Regions from separate parts of the Mus musculus genome. Here region 2 is linked to region 1. A link is a loop called in an ENCODE intact Hi-C map of the cell type or tissue named here. Cell type or tissue: heart. All regions are shown on one strand.

The links. Peaks named below come from ENCODE experiments on the same cell type or tissue, not always from the same donor. Only the 100,000 strongest peaks of a DNase experiment are listed, where the experiment ranks them.
Region 2: it touches region 1 in a loop (3-fold over the local background); 18 of 42 quality-filtered maps call a loop at or near these places.

Annotation. Positions count from the first base shown.
Region 1 is chr15:38,279,804-38,287,803 of GRCm38, reverse strand. No RefSeq gene overlaps it. Among named protein-coding and RNA genes, the nearest start is that of Gm35248, 15 kb to the left of the region's middle. In heart, CTCF peaks have their summits at 2,262 (motif pointing right) and 3,758 (motif pointing left); DNase peaks (open chromatin) are centred at 3,743, 4,053, 4,713, 5,152 and 2 weaker places; H3K27ac peaks cover 1,571 bases.
Region 2 is chr15:38,603,003-38,611,002 of GRCm38, reverse strand. No RefSeq gene overlaps it. Among named protein-coding and RNA genes, the nearest start is that of Gm41309, 4.7 kb to the right of the region's middle. In heart, a CTCF peak has its summit at 3,425; no DNase peak of the experiment used is centred here; H3K27ac peaks cover 144 bases.

The DNA.
Region 1 (8,000 bases):
GTCAAACTGGGAAAGCAAACCCTTTCTCCTTAAACTGGTTCTGAGGTTCAGGTGAGAGTCGTGTGTGTGTGTGTGTGTGTGTGTGTGTGTGTGTGTGTGTGTGTGTGTCTGTCTGTCTGTCTGTCTGTCTGTCTGTCTGTCTTGGGTCTGTCTGTCTGTCTGTCTGTGTCTGAGGCAGGGTACCTCGTAGTCCAGGCTGGCTTCAAACTCATCACATAGCAGAATTCTGAGTCTTCCTGCCTCCATCTAAGAGCTGAGGTTACAGGTATCTGCCACAACCCAGCTTGATTTTGATCAAACTCTGTAAAAGTGGCTAATATAAAGGACTTCTAGAACACTGGAAGAATCATTGTTAAGATTTTATTACTAACAACTGCTAAGTTTCAAACCCAGGACCAATGACTAGGTACCTATTTAATATATCGAATCAGACCTGGCAGCCAGGTTCTCCCAGCATCCTTCAGTCCCTATCTGTTACAGAGTTTGGCTCGAATACCCCACCTTCTACCTTGAACTCTCGAGCCCAGTGGTTGGGCTGCCCTTCCCCCAAAAGCTCTTCCCTATATAGTCCAGCCATTTTGATTACCTTTTTTGTTTCTTTGGCCTCCTGGCTACTGCACCTAGGGTCCCTCTTTCCCCTATGCCCACCCCCCGCCCCGCACCCCCCACCTGTCCACACATGGCCTGCACTCAGCCTGGTCATGTCAATTATGGACTCTCCCAGATGTCCCTGCCTCTACCTATGCCACAAGTCTATAATAAACTTCTCCACCACACCTAGGAACGGTCATGTCCTTTCCTTTTTTATTTATTTATCTTTTTATTCAAGAACAACAAAAACAACCACCTCAGCTGCAGCCTAGTGTGGTGGCACATGTCTTTAATCCCAGCACTTGGGAAGTAGAGGCAGGACAGTCTCTGAGTTCTAGGCCAGCCTGGTCTACATAACAAGATCCTGGTCAATTATCACTACTTAGTGAGCCCTGTTTAAAACAAACAAGCAGCTGGGCGTGATGGCGCATGCCTTTAATCCCAGCACTCGGGAGGCAGAGACAGGACGATTTCTGAGTTCCAGGCCAGCCTGGTCTACTGAGTGAGCTAGCTCCAGGACAGCCAGAGCTACACAGAGAAACCCTGTCTCGAAAAAACTCAAAAAAAAAAAAAAAAAAAAAAACCCAAAACTCAAAAAACAAAACAAAACAAAACAAAAACCTAAACAAGCAAAAACTCTGAAGTAGATGTCCCAGCACCTGTCATCACTCGGAGGTTGAAGGAGGAGGATTAAAGCAGGTATACGGCCACATAGTAAGTGGGTTCCAGGCCAACGTGGGCTACACCAAGTGAGGCCTCCAACTGGCAAAATAAAAAGCAGTGGCTTAAACCGCAGAAATTTACTTTCTTGTAGCTCTAGAGGGTTTAAATCTAAAATCAAGGTGTTGGTAGCATTGATTTTTCTTATGTCTCCCTCCTTGGCTTTAGATGCAATCTTCTCCCTGCATTTTTACAGAATCTTGCCTATATCTGTCTAAGATAGTATCTGTCTTAGGGTTTCTGTTGCTTCGATGAAACACCTTGACCAAAAGTAAGTGGGGTTGGGGGTGGGGGTGGGGTTGGAGAGACGGCTCAGCTCTTAAGAGCACTGACTGTTCTGCCAGAGGTCCCGAGTTCAATTTCCAGCACCCACAGGATGGCTTATAACCATCTGTAATGGGATCTGATGCCCTTTTCTGGTGTGTCTGAAGACGACTACAGTGTACTCATATACATAAAATAAATAAATCTTTTAAAAAACGAAAACAAAAACAAAAGCAAGCCGGGGAGGAAAGGGTTAATTTGGCTTACATTTCCACATTGGTGTTTACCAAGAGAGGAAATTGAAACAGGAACTCACACAGGGCAGGAACCTGGAGGCAGGAGCAGATGCAGAGGCCATGGAGGGCTGCTGCTCGCTGACCTGCCTCACACGGCTTGGTCATCTGCCTTCTTACAGAACCCAGGACCACCAGCCCAGGGATGGCAGCAGCCACCATGGGCTGGACCCTCCTCCATCAATGAGCAGATGGACCCTAGGGAGACATGGTCTCCACTGAGGTTCCTCTCTCTCGGATGACTCTAGGGTGTGCTAATTCACTTATATGGTCATCACCATATCCTCATTTTTTTTTAAAAACAGAAGTTATTATATTAACAGAGTTCATTAGCTCAATTTTTAAAAAAGATTTATTTATTTAATGTATGTGAGTGCACTGTCGCTCCCTTCAGACCCACCAGAAGAGGGCATTGTATCCCATTACAGATGGTTGTGAGCCACCATGTGGTTACTGGGAATTGAACTCAGGATCCCTGGAAGAGCAGTCAGTGCTCTTAAGAGCTGAGCCATCTCTCCAGCCCCCCCCCCATTAGCTCAATTTAACATGAATCCTTTAAAGGTTCTATTTACTAATTAGTCACATTCTGGATAATAGGACTTGTAGGAGAGAGTGTACTCAGTGGTTAGAGCACTTATCTAGCATATGCTAAGTTTGATCCCAAGTACCTCCCCAAAGCAAAAAGAATTGGAGGGAAGGCGTAATTCAGCTATAGCATTGGTCAACGTATGCAAGTCTATAGTGTTTCATCTCAATATACCAATAGCAGCTGTTTTATAAACCAGCCTAAGATGTGGTGTTTGTGTAGCAGCAACCTGGGGAGGCAGGTCTTTCAAGCACGTACACAGCCACTTCATATTCATATTCCTTGTGCTGGGCAGAATTTTCCTTCATTATATACTCATAAGCATTATTTGATAGTTGATCTTGTCAACTTGATGGGATCTGGCACCATTGCAAGGATGTTTCCAGAAAAGGTTAACTGAGGAGGGAGACACACCCTGCCTGGGCAGCACCATCCTGTCAACTGAATCCACCAGGAAGAAAAAATGGAATACCAACTGAATCCACCAGGAAGAAGAAATGGAATACCAACTGAATCCACCAGGAAGAAGAAATGGAATACCAGCATCCACCATGTCTAGGCTGGATGCAGTGTGACAGCCTCAGACTCAGGTGCCATAGCCACCGTGCCTTCCACCATGGACTGTAGCCCCTCAAAACTGAGAGCCAAATAACCCGGGCTCCCTTAAGCTGCTGCTGCTGGTTGTGACACAGGCTCCTCCCTTCCCCCTTTAGACTTATCCTCCGGAAGATGAGTTTGACCTGCCCTGGGCATGAGCCAGACTCAGGGGTCTCCTCTTCAAGTGCAACTACATCGTATGAGTCACGATTGCTCTTTTGTTAATGTATATTTGGTCTGTTCCTTTTGATTTTTCTAATTTCTGATGCTCATTGTTATTGTGTGAACGTGTGTGTACATGATGCCTGTGTGGAAGTATGGGCGTTTGTGTGCCACAGCACACACGTAGAGGACAGAGGCAGCTTTGTGGAAGTGGTCCACTCTGAGCATTATGTGGGTACAGTAAATTGAACTCAGGCTTTCAGGCTCATCATGAAGCAAGCGATTCTGTCCTCTGAGCTGTATTGCTGGCCTTCAACCTGACTTTTCCAAGGAACTGTGTATCCTTTTCTAAAACTTAAATTTAGTTCAACAGGAAAATGCAGTGGGGTTCTGGTCTGCTTTGGGGGCTGGAGGTGCAGCCTGGCTGTGACCTTTGCTGCACTGCCTCACAGGCCACTCTTGGTTCTGATTGTGGTGAAGGTTGACTTCCAGGAGCATTTGAGGCTGCTTTTCTGACTCAAAGCAGCATTGCACTGCCCCCCTGTGGCTGGACAGGGTCATGACTCCAGGAGAGTCAATGGGTTGTGAACAGATGTGATTCCCCGGGGCCCCCAACTGCCAGAGTGGGACATTCTGGTTGTAAACCACCGCCTTAGCTGTCGCAGTGGCATGGATGTGACTGATCTAAGTCACAGGAACTTCTGGAATGGATGTCTTCATTCTGAAACCCCTAACAACGCTGCTCACCTGAAGTTTCTCATGAGCAGATGAGTGACAGGCCTTAAAGACAGCAAGAAAGGACAAGTGTGCACAGCTCCTGCGATGTGGTACCCAGGGGCTCTCATAAAGAAAAGCCTGGCCCGGCCCTAAGAAGCCGGAGGCCTAATGCTTTGGTGTTAAGTCTGTGGGTTACATAGTTACATAGTTAAAAGCTAGCCTGAACCATGTGTTGAGATGCCCAGGCTGCTGAGCAGGTAAAATCGTGACCGCATCCCCATATATTTTGTGTGAGTGTGTATGTGCACATTGATGTGTGTGCAGGTGCTTAAATGTGTGTTTTAGGAGAGCATTATGCAAGTATAGCTTGCATGTGTGTGTGTGCGCACATGCGAAAGCCAGAGGTCAACCTTGAGCATGTGTTAGTTCTTTTGTTTGTTTATTTATTTTTTTGAGACAAGGATCTCTTTACAGCCCTGGCCTCAACAATTAGGCTAGACTGGCTGGCCAGCAAGCCTCCGGAACTTAGCTGTCTCCGTCTCCCTAGCCCTGAGATTATAAGCACATGCCATCACATTTGGCTTTTTAAAAAAATAAATTTCTCTCTCTCTCTCTCTCTCTCTCTCTCTCTCTCTCTCTCTCTCCCTTATCTATTTATGAGGTCATGCATGCCTTGGTGCTTGGGTGGAGGTCAGAGAACAACTTGTGGAAGTCAGCTCTCTCCTCCCACTATGTGGTCTCCAGGGATCAGACTCAGGTCTTCAGGCTTGGTGGCAAGCACCTTTATAAACTGAGCCATCTTGGCGGCCTCACGTTCTTATGCTTGCAAAGCAGGCGCTCTACCGACTGAGCTATCCTCTACATTTTAAGAAAGGTTTATCGTGGTTACAAGCACAAGCTTTGGACTCTGGGTTTCAAGCCCTAATTGCACTACTTATTCGGGTGTGGCTTTGCAGGGGTAGTGTGGAGAATGAGGGTGAAGCAGAGGGGGCAGGGGCTCCTAACACAAGTGAGGACCACAGGAGGTGAGAACCACAGGAAGTGTGGGGGAGGATGCAGACAGCAGCAGATCCTCAGCTACTCCGTCCTACCCTCAACTGCTCCTTCTGGCCTCGGTATGTGTCTAACTCTCCTGGCTCCGATTTTTGCCTTTAAGGACAAATGGCAGAATTCCCTGGAAGACAAAGGCTCCACACTCGGGAGTGACTCAAGTCCTAAGCCCCTGGCCAAAAGCTGGGGCTTCCTCCATGCTGGAGTGAAGAGGTGTTGATGGTTTTTGGTTTTCTTTTCTTTTCTTTTTTTCTGAGTTTCCATTTTGTGGGGCATTGTTCCACTTTGTCTGCAGGCCTTTTTCAGCAACTGTGTAACAAATGCTCTTTAAAGACAGCCAGCAGTGGCGGCACCCAGACTGCCCTGCAGGGCTGGGCCAGTGTGCAGACACCCTGGGTGGTCGTTGCAGCTGTAACTACCGGGTCAACAGCCACTGAGGAAGAAAACCGGGTGGAAACTTGACCTTGGCCCCCAGCTACTCCACTAGTCTGGTTTTGCTGCTTTAGTGCTTAACCTGCCCAGGGGCTACATCTGGGATTAGAGTCTGCAGGCAGGGTTTTGGGTCAGGGCTCAGCCCTGAACTCCCAGGGGAAGAACGTTTCATTCCTGGTTCATTCTCCACTGCTTTGAAGGTTGAAAGCAAACTACTACCCCGCTTCTGAATCCAGCCTGGGTTTCCTCTTAGCTCATCCTGAACAAACTGTTTGACTGCCTGGAGGAAACGCCATGTTGTTTTTTCTCAAAGATGAAGTGGACACTACACTAATATTTACTCAGACAACTTTGTTTAAAGGATGGCTCAATGTGCATTTGAGTTGTATTGCAGAGCCAGGTGCTCAATAAACGTTAACTACAAGAGAAGGTGTGGCTGTACTCACCTGTGTTCACACTGGGCGGGGCACGGAGAACAGCAAGCAGTCTCAAGTCCGATGCTGACCCAAGCTATAGCAGATTCTAAGCTACTATGTGAGTACTTGTCTCAAAAAACATAAACAAACAAACACACATAAATTAATGTTAGCTTATGTTATCTCTTAAAATATTATATTTAATGGGGCTAGAGAAATGGCTCAGCGGGTTAAGAACACATACTACTGATCCTGTGGGGCTCTTGGGCATCCGGGATTCCAGTCCCAGGAGATAAGACCTTCTTCCAACAGACATGCAGACAAAACATTCATACACACAAAATAAAAATAAATCGAAGTATATAGTAAGTAAAACCATCAACATCATCACCACTGTGGTGTGTGTGTGTGTGTGTGTGTATGTATGTGTGTGTGCGTGTGTGTGTGTGTGCGTGTGGTGTGTGTGTGCACGTGTGTGGTGTGTGCGCGTGTGGTGTGTGTGTGTGCGTGTATGTGTGTGTGCATGTGGTGTGTGTGTGCGTGTGTGTGTGTGTGTGTGCATGTTGTTAGGTTTGCACAGTTAGGTGCCAAGTGCCTTTGCGTGCTGAGCCATGTGCCCACCCAGTACGTACTCTCTTACCACCTCCCTCCCCATCATGCTGCCCTTCCGGTGTGTAGAAACTCATGTTACCTCTGTCTGGAAATCGCTCCTTCCTCTCCACTGTCCTCCCATAATCTTGCCCGTTGTCCATTTCAGACTTATTCTGAAACCAGCCAGAAAAAGCCTGAGTGGGGGCTGGTGAGAGGGCTCAGTGATTAGGAGCACCGACTGCTCTTCCAAAGGTCCTGAGTTCAAATCCCAGCAACCACATGGTGGCTCACAACCATCCGTAACTCGATCTGAATCCCTCTTCTGGTGTGTCTGAAGACAGCTACAGTATACTTACATATAATAAATGAATGAATGAATGAATGAATGAATGAATATTAAAAAAAAGAAAAGAAAAGAGAAGAGAAGGAAAGAAAAGGAAAAAGAAAAGAAAAGAAAAGAAAAAAAAAGAAAAAGTCTGAGTAAACTTGTGAGGGCTGCCAAGTAAAGAACAACAGACTTGCTCCTCCAGTCACTGACAGAATGGTGTGAAAGAGCAGAAAGACTCCAGGGAGACTTGCTGGCCTGATCTCCTCCATATTAGCTAATGGGCAAAGCTGCCTGTCTGTACTCATGGATGCACACTGTCTGTCTGTACTCACAGATACACACTGTCTGTCTGTACTCAAAGGTGCATCCTGTCTGTATTCACATGTTCACACTGTCTGTACTCACGGGCACACTGTCTGTATTCACATGTTCATCCTGTCTGTATTCACATGTTCACACTGTACTCACGGGCACACACTGTCTGCACTCCCGGGGACACACTGAGAGTGTGCTGGCGCTTTGTCACCAGTATGACTGAGGTGGCCTTTTTCAGAGGACAAACAGGGCCTGTCCAACCCTCACCCTAGGTGACCCTTGCGTTCACCAGCCAGTTCTCCTGCAGCAGAAGCCACAGTCCCACTGCTGTCCCAGGGGACCCTTGGAAACCAGTTAGCACAGAACACCTTTGCTTTAGGGACTTGGTGGTTTTAGGCAAGAACACAGAGAGAGAAACTGAAATGCATTCTGTGAAAAACATTGACATTGGATTTTGCATTCACTCTGTTACACACTGCATTCCCCTCACTGGTTCCATGTCCAAAGCACTCACACATAAAGTGAACCTTTGAGAGACTGAAGCCCCTGAATTTTAGAATCTCAAGTTCTGGATACAGTCAGTTCCCTGTGGATGCAGGAGCAACTGTTCATGTACAGGATGACAATACAGAGGTTCTAGGCAATAGGATGGTTAGTGATTTGTTTTTAATCTCATACAGTATTTCCTTGGATCTTCAATGTTGTGTGTACTCATGAACATTTATAATCAGAAGCAAGCTGCAAGTTGATTTTCAGGAGAATGTCACTGAGCAGAAGAGAGACGCCCTAGAGTGTCTCAGACCACACATGAAGGAAGACACTGCAGAGTAGGCTGTCCACTGTCGGGACTCATACCTTCCCACACCATCTTCTGTGTGGGCTTTAGCCAAAGCCACGTGGGTTCCCCTTCATGGTCCATAATTGTTCTCGTGATACCC
Region 2 (8,000 bases), 320 kb before region 1:
CAGAGGAGCTAAATTTTTCATCTGATTCAGAGCTACTAAGAGCTAGCTCCTTAAACTCATCTAGTGACGGGTATAGGCTCCTTCTCCTAGAAACCTCTGCTGATTGATCTTTTTTCTTTTGTTTTTTCTCCTCTTTTCTTCCAATCTCTCTCCAGGTATTCTTCCCTGACCTTAACTTTTCCTCGGGTTCAAGACCCGTGGAAAGGCCTGTATACTCATTTGGTGCACCATGTTTCCTCTTTGCTCCTACTCTCTCTCCCCGCTTTACTTCTGATAGACTGTCTTGAATTTTGTCCAGAATTCTCCACCCTGCCTTAACCACTTGATAACATGTGAAAAGGAACAAAAAGGCTCCTAACACTGGAGAAAGTTCAAGGCCAGACATACCTCGTAAAGCTGTAACGTGACCCGCAGTTCTGGTTCCGCCTCGAGAACAAGGGATCTTCCTTGCGCCGGTGTGATGGTATAAAGTTCCCGGGTTTCTCGGCACCACTTATCCCGAGCTTTTTTCCCCCGCCGGCAAGAACACGCTCAGGACAACCGGAATCTTCTGCGGCAAAAGCTTTATTGCTTACTTCTTCAGGAGCAAGAGAGAAAATGGCAAAACCCCGTCCCTTTTAAGGAGAATTATCCTCCGCCTAGGACGTGTCACTCCCTGATTGGCTGCAGCCCATTGGCCGAGTTGTAGACACAGGGAAGGCAGAGCACATGGAGTGGAAAACAACCCTGGCACATGTGCAGGTTATTTGTTTACTACTTAGAACACAGGGTGTCAGCGCCATCTTGTAATGGCGAATGTGAGGGCGGCTCCCCACACTCACGCACATACACTAATAAGTAAATAAATGTTATATAATCAAATGTTTTCCTCACCTGATCTCTACAAACATAAAATTTCCAACTACGTACATCGGTTCTTGCAGCCCTCTGTACACCTGACAACACCCCAGAAACATTAGACTGTTAATGCCGTTGTACAGCTCTGTCTTGTCGATTTTGTATTTTAGCTTGCTCACCAGAAACTCTTGAGAAAACATTCATCGAAACTTATGATATTGGTAGTACTCTCAGGGAAAGCAATGAAGTTTCTCCCCCTAGTTTCCTACCTAATTAACTAGCAAGGCACTCACATAGAACTCACTATGTATGTTATCTTGAAAGCCTCTAGGGTTTTACAGACCAACGTAGATCACAATCTGCACTCATAGAAGCTACCAGGGAGACAGCCAAACAAACACTGAGAGTGGGGTGCAAAGCCTTTGAGAGAGGCATGGGAGCTATGTTTGTGTAGCACCCAGCCCACATACTTAACAGGGAAGTTGATTGCTTCTCCAAATTCCACTGCGGGAACCCAAGAAATTTTCACAGAACAAACACTCAATCTTTCGGGATAAGTAGACATATTCCAGGCAAAGAGTGTGGGATAAGGGCTACAACTCAGTGGTCGACTTGCCTGGAATCATATACAAGGTTTTGAGCCCAATGCCCAAAGACAAAAATTAACCGTAATAAGATTGTCTACCTTTGCCAGTATCTATGGTGGGAACACTGCTCTTGTGGCAGATTTCAGGCAACCAACATGTCGTCCCTGAGCGCTGGGACCAGCTGAGCATGAGATGGTAAGGCAGCATCACCAGAGGGAAGGCAGGTGACAGGCAAGGCACAGTCAAAGGCGCAGGTAGGGTGACCGGAGGAGTCGGCAGACAGGTTGGCTGCTGCCCTGCAGAGTATGAGACAGTGACTGGAAGATGTGGAATGTGGAGAAATACGTGCAGTGTGAGAGAAACAAAGAGCCTGCGACAGGAGGCATGCATTGTGAAAGTATCCGGAAAACAGGAGGGCAAATGATTGCAGAACAACAGGTTTGGGCAATTCTATCTCTTCTTCAGTGGATAATGTTCTAAACTGTTCATCTTTAGAGAAATAACTCGGGCGACGGTGTAGGGAAGTAGCTAGTGTTCAGGGAGACAGGGTCTCCCTGAAGATCGGTAGGGTGATCCATACATTTCAATAGTCTTGCAGTGAGATCTAAACTAATATTTGGTCTCTGTGAGCCATAACTAAGACATTTCAGTACAACTTGTGTATATCCCACTTCAGAGGGTTCTTTAACTCAGGACTTTAGAAACGAATGAAAGGAAATGATAAAATAATACCACTTTTTAATGTGGCTAAATAGAAACCATACAGTATCCTGCACAGCTTTATCCAACATAAAAGTGTGTCTGTACATTTTAATGTGGCTAACTCGTCTCATCTATGCTCATCTACACCAGAGAGTGCTTCCACTGCCTCCGCGACAGATTGCTAATTCTTATTGCCTCTTCCTGAGTGTCACATTGGTGCCATTAAGCACTCGGATCTGTTGTCTGCTTTTCTGTTACTGAAGTGCTAAGCCCTTTTTCCCAGGGACGTTGGCTTCCACAGCTGCAGCTGTCTGCTCACAGCCTTTCCCTTGCTAAGCCAGACTTCCAAGGAGGAAAGCATTGAAGCCTAGAGCAGCATCCATCCCAGAGATGCCCTGTTCCCTTGGGCTTCTTACTTCCCTAGTGATACTCTGGTCACAGGGCCACCTGGTGAATAGGAGCCCACAAGATGCTCACAGAGCTGCAGCTGCTGCAGTTATGTCAGATGGTTCTGGGATGGCTCCGTGGGCTGCCTGGCCTGGTTTCCTTTCTGTGGCTGTGATAAAATTCCTTGACAAAAGCAACTTGGGGAAAAATAAAAAGGTGTTTTAGCAGGGGATGGGGGGGGAGGCACACATTTTTAATTCCAGCACTGGGGAGATGAAAGCAGGTGGATTTCTGAGTTCCGGGACAGCCAGGGCTACACAGAAAAATCCTGTCTCAAACTCCTCCTGTCACCCCCCCCCCCCAAAAGAGAAATGGTTTATTTAGCTTACAGTTCTAGATTGTAGTCCATCAATGTGGGGAAGTCAAGGCAGGAACTTGAAGTAGCTAGTTGCTTCCACAGTCAAGAGCAGAAAGAGAAATGTATGCACACATGCCAAACTTAGGCTCAGCTCATTCCCCTCACACACACACACACACACACACACACACAACTTTTTTTTTTTTTAATAGACCAGGACTCAAATCCAGGGAATGGAACCACCCATGTTTAGTTGGGCCTTTCTTCATCAATTAACATAATCAAGACAACTTCCCACAGGCTAACTTGAAAATCAGACAATCCTCCATTGAGGCTCTCTTCTGAGGTGATGGCAGGCTGTGTCCAGTTGACAATTAAAACTGCATGTCACAGTGGGACTGTCCAGACCCACAAGAGATGCCACATGCCAATACTCACTCACTCTCCTCTCTCCCTTTGATCTCCTTCTCTTTCTTTTCTGAGCATCAGAACCCAGGGTTTGTTACCAAAGTCTATGTAGCCCAGCATCCTTAACTGTTTTACCACCAGCAGGTGGGGCAGCAGGAGAGCAGGAAGGAGACCTGCAGCTATCTCTCTCTTCAACTTAAGCGTGGGTAGAAAGCTAGGTAGTCTACTCATTTCCTCCCACACCACTGCCGCTACCTGCCCAGCAGCTGTCAAAATGGGACACCTGATAGCCAGACAGGACATTATAAGTCCCTACAAGTCACCTGCAACTACTATTGCCTTTCCACCCATAGACTCCAACATCAAGACCTGGAAGCTGGCTCTGGCCTGGTGGTTTGTAATTTTAGCTGACAGGTTGTAGGAATCAAGAGAGTTTCAAGTTCAAGGCTTCCTTGGGCTACAGATCAAATTAAGGAGCAACTTAACAAGATGTAGTGTGTGCTTCCTATGATCCAACCTGCTTAAATCTCAGTGGTGCTTAGGCCAACAAAACTGCCAAACTGAGCAAACTCAGATACAAATAGGGAATCTCATTTACACATGAATGCCAGCCTCAAGGTGAGGTGAGAATGAGAAACTGGAAGACCTAGCAGAGCCCTACAGAGTAACATCTGCTGGGAAAGCTATCACAGTTCCGGAAAATCCCACCAAGGGGAAAGTAGTTCCTTCTAGACAGGAAGATTAAATCTCTGGTAGAGACCCAACCTTCGAGTTTGGCAGGTCAATGGCCTGGTTAAGGGAGCATGCTTTAGGAAGGTGGGGCCACCTTTCCTCTGTCTCTTTCTTTTGGGTGCTGCCCAGAGGCCAGATACTCTTCTGGTACCCTGGGCTTCCGTGTTCCCTGCTTTCTCTGAAGCTCCCTTCCTGTCATGTGGCTTACCTCTCTGCTGGCTCAACTCCAGTGACATATTTGTTAAGTTTCCATCCACGAATCTATAAGAAACTTTCCTCTAAAACTTACTCTTTCAAACGCACCCCAATATTCCTGCACCATTGTCTCCTTGAGTTTGTATCAGATAAAATATTGCTGATGTGTATGATCCTATTTAAGTTGTATTGACTATAGGCCCATATGCCAACTTGACAAATTCGAAGCAAGACAGAGCAGAAACTCTCAGAACGGCTGTGCTTTGAGTTCTGGAAGCTGCCTCTGTGTCATCTCCACAAGGTGGAGAGTCAGTACAACAAACAAAAACAAACAAATAGATTGTTCCAAAGAGAGGAAGGGAAGATCTCACAAACTCACAGAAACAGTGGTGGAGGAACACTTGAAAAGTACTGAGAAAACCACAAGAGAAAGATGTCCTAAGAAAAGACCTCACCCATCACTGGGCTGTAACTCGCGAAGATGCAAACTTGAATCAAAGGTGAGAGCCTGAACTTAGAATGCAGCTGGGGGAGGAGAGAAAGGAGGTGGGGGTGTGGGTCCTTCCTCCTCTAAAGTAACATATCTAAGCAAGTGTTGTCCCAGAGTGAGCACACAGAAGCAGATACATCTGTGGTCCAAGGGGGTAAGGCCCCCACCTTGAACTTGGCAGTGCTGTTCATATAATACTTACTGTCTTATAAAGCATGAAAGATTCAAGACTGAGGAGATCTTGGTGAGCAGCTGAGTCCAGATAACATGAGACCAGGCTCAAAGTCCCTGCAAAGGTGCCCTAAGAGGCCATGTATAGAGAAGAGAAGCTAAAGCCCACGCTGTAGAAAGACTCCAGGATACTGGAGATGCCAGGGTCACGGAACATCTGCCAAGGATGCTGCAAGGGCTGAGTTAGTCTGTCCCAAGAGAGAGGCTGTCTGAGCTTCCAGCGACAGAACTGGGGAGCAGCTTCCCCATAAGCTCTTGAAGCCCAGCTGTTACATGACGAGGCCCAGATGAGGAACGTGGAGGTATTTGCCCTGCAGAATGTTGATCTTGCTTTGCTCCAGTCATTCCTTGCTCTACCCCAGTTGTTCTTTTCGGGATTGGAATATTTACCCTGTGCAATTATATATTAGAAGGAAAATTTGTTTTTTATTTTATAGGTATGCCCTGTTAGGAAACTGGACTTTTTAAATGTGTTTGGAGTTACAAAGATATTTGAAATTGCACCAAATGCATTTTATATTATAACATGGTCATGAGCCGGATGGTTTAAAATGATGTGAAAATGAATTGTTTGTTTTAGCTGGCTTATATAACAGACACAAAATTCTGGTACTGGGCAGGTTGTGAACTAGTCTAACATACATCCCCAGCCACATGTCCCCTGTTACTTGCTATATGGATCTTGCTCCCTCAGCCTGTCCTCAGGGGCCACTTCTCCTGGCTATGTGCTCCTGATGCATCCGGCCTCATGGCGGCCTCCTCCTCTCTCCAGCTCCTGTTTCCTCCATTTCCTTCACCTGGTGGTCCTTACCTGAGACCCCCAGCCTAGCAACTGAAACCCCATCTACCTCTATTTTCTCCAAAGGAGAAAAACTATTCCCTAAAGTTGTCTTCTAATCTCTATACATGCCATGACACCCATATGCAACATACATGCACATGTCTACATGTTACAAACACAAGTAAATAAAAGGAGGAAAAACCCACCCACAGTGAATATAATCTACCTGGTGGCTTACAACCACTTGTAACTCCAGTTCCAGAGAACCTTCAGAAGTACCAGGCATGCACAAACATACATGCAGGCAAAACATCTATGCACATAAAATAATATTTAATTTTACTTTTTAAAAAAGTATGCAGGAGGGGCTGGAAAGATGGCTCAGTGATTAAGAGTAAACACACCCATGAAGAAGACTGTGTTTAGTTCCCAGTACCCACATCAGGAAGCTCACAGTTGCTTGTGACTCTAATTCCAGGGGATACCCTTTTCTGTCCCCCTCAGGTAACCACACCCACATGTACATTCCCTGACACACACACACACACACACACACACACACACACACAATTTAAAAACATAGAGTAAATCTCTAAAAAGCTGTAAGGGAAAGCCGGTCACCTGTAACCCCTGTCCTTGAGAGATGGAGTCACTAGAATTGGGAGTTCAAGGCCTGCCAGGGCTACATGAGACCCCGTCAAAACAAAAAAGGAAAACAAAAACGTGGCTGTTGCTTAGTGCTGTCATACTTGTCTAGCATGTGAGGTCGTAGGTTCAATCCCAATACTGAAAAAAAAATTAAAAGACACAGTATAAGACCAAAAAGATGGCCCAGCAGGTAACGATGCTTGGCATCCAGCCACATAATATTTGTGCTATCCCTTTGACCCTGTGCTGGTAGTTTTGCATCAACTCAATGACACAAGCTAGAATCATCTTATGATCCGGCTACACAGCCCAGACTCTCCAAACAAACAAAGAGGTCACAACTGGACAAGCAGGGCTCATCTTATGAACTTCTTAAGTGACCTCCATGAGTTGGAAGTGACACTGAGTGCTTCTGAAAGGGATTTTGATCCTTCTCCAAAAACCAAATGGCTTTGAATGCCTGTCCTAACATTAATCCATGAAGACACCCCATGTTCCAGAAGTAATGAAAGGGTAATTATGGCTCTCTACTTTCACTGTCTCATTCCCTGGAGAAAGTTCTAGAGGAGGGAGGATAAAGAAACCCTCTGTTGGTTAACAGCCTCGAATTTGTGCGTGGATTAACAATTAGTCTGAGTTCGGCGTCTGGGGAGCTGCTTCTCTGGCTTGCTATGGCTGCACTTTAGAAATTAACTAGGAAGGATAAAATGTTCTTCCCGGAAGGAATGTTCTGGAACCCAAGTCATCTTGACACGTTTGAAATCCCTTTCAGAAAAATTTAAAAGGAGACATAATCAGATCTTATGGAGCGATTCTAGCCTTATCACTTCCACCTTTGTTCTGAAGAGGATTAAGTCTTTGGATTTCAAAAATCCTCTTTCTTTATCGCATTATTAATTTGGTAGGTTTAGAAATAGACTGGGCATGGGTAATTCAGGGTTTGGGAGGTGGAGGCCAGAACATCAGGCATTCAAGGTTACAAGAAACTGTCTCAAAAACAAAAACAAAAACAAAAACAAAAACCAAATAAATAGAAAAAGCAAACCAAACTAAAACAAAACAAAACAAAACAAAAAACAAGAGCCGGTGGTTGGCTCGGTGGTTACAGACACTCAACCAGCAAACCCCACAGCCTCATTTCTAGCCCTGGGGTTCCCACTGGCGGAAGGAGAGAACTGACTCCCATCTGTTGTTTTCTGTCCTCCACAGACATGCCATGGCACATATACAATGCCCACCACCAGAAAAAAAACAAGACAAAAAACCTAAGAAACAAAAACAAAATTAGAGTTCAAAATAATGCCTTTTAAAAATAAAAAATTACACTGCCCTTTAAATTTTAAGTATGTTTGCCTCCCAGTCACACCCTGTTAACTTTGAACCTATTACTGTTATGATCTGCTTAATCTTATGAAATATGCATATGCATGAGCCTTAAATACATTCGATGTACTAATGGGTTCTAAGGAGGACGGTTTAGCTTCTATGTTTCCATGAAGTGAAAAGTTACCTCAAAGAAATTCTCTAATTCTAGTCCCATTTGTTCTCTCACCTTTCAGCTCTAGAGTACCCTAAAAGCTGTATGTCTGCCCTTGAGATTCACAAAATGACAGAGGTGTTTCAGTCCTAAACTGCTAGGGCACA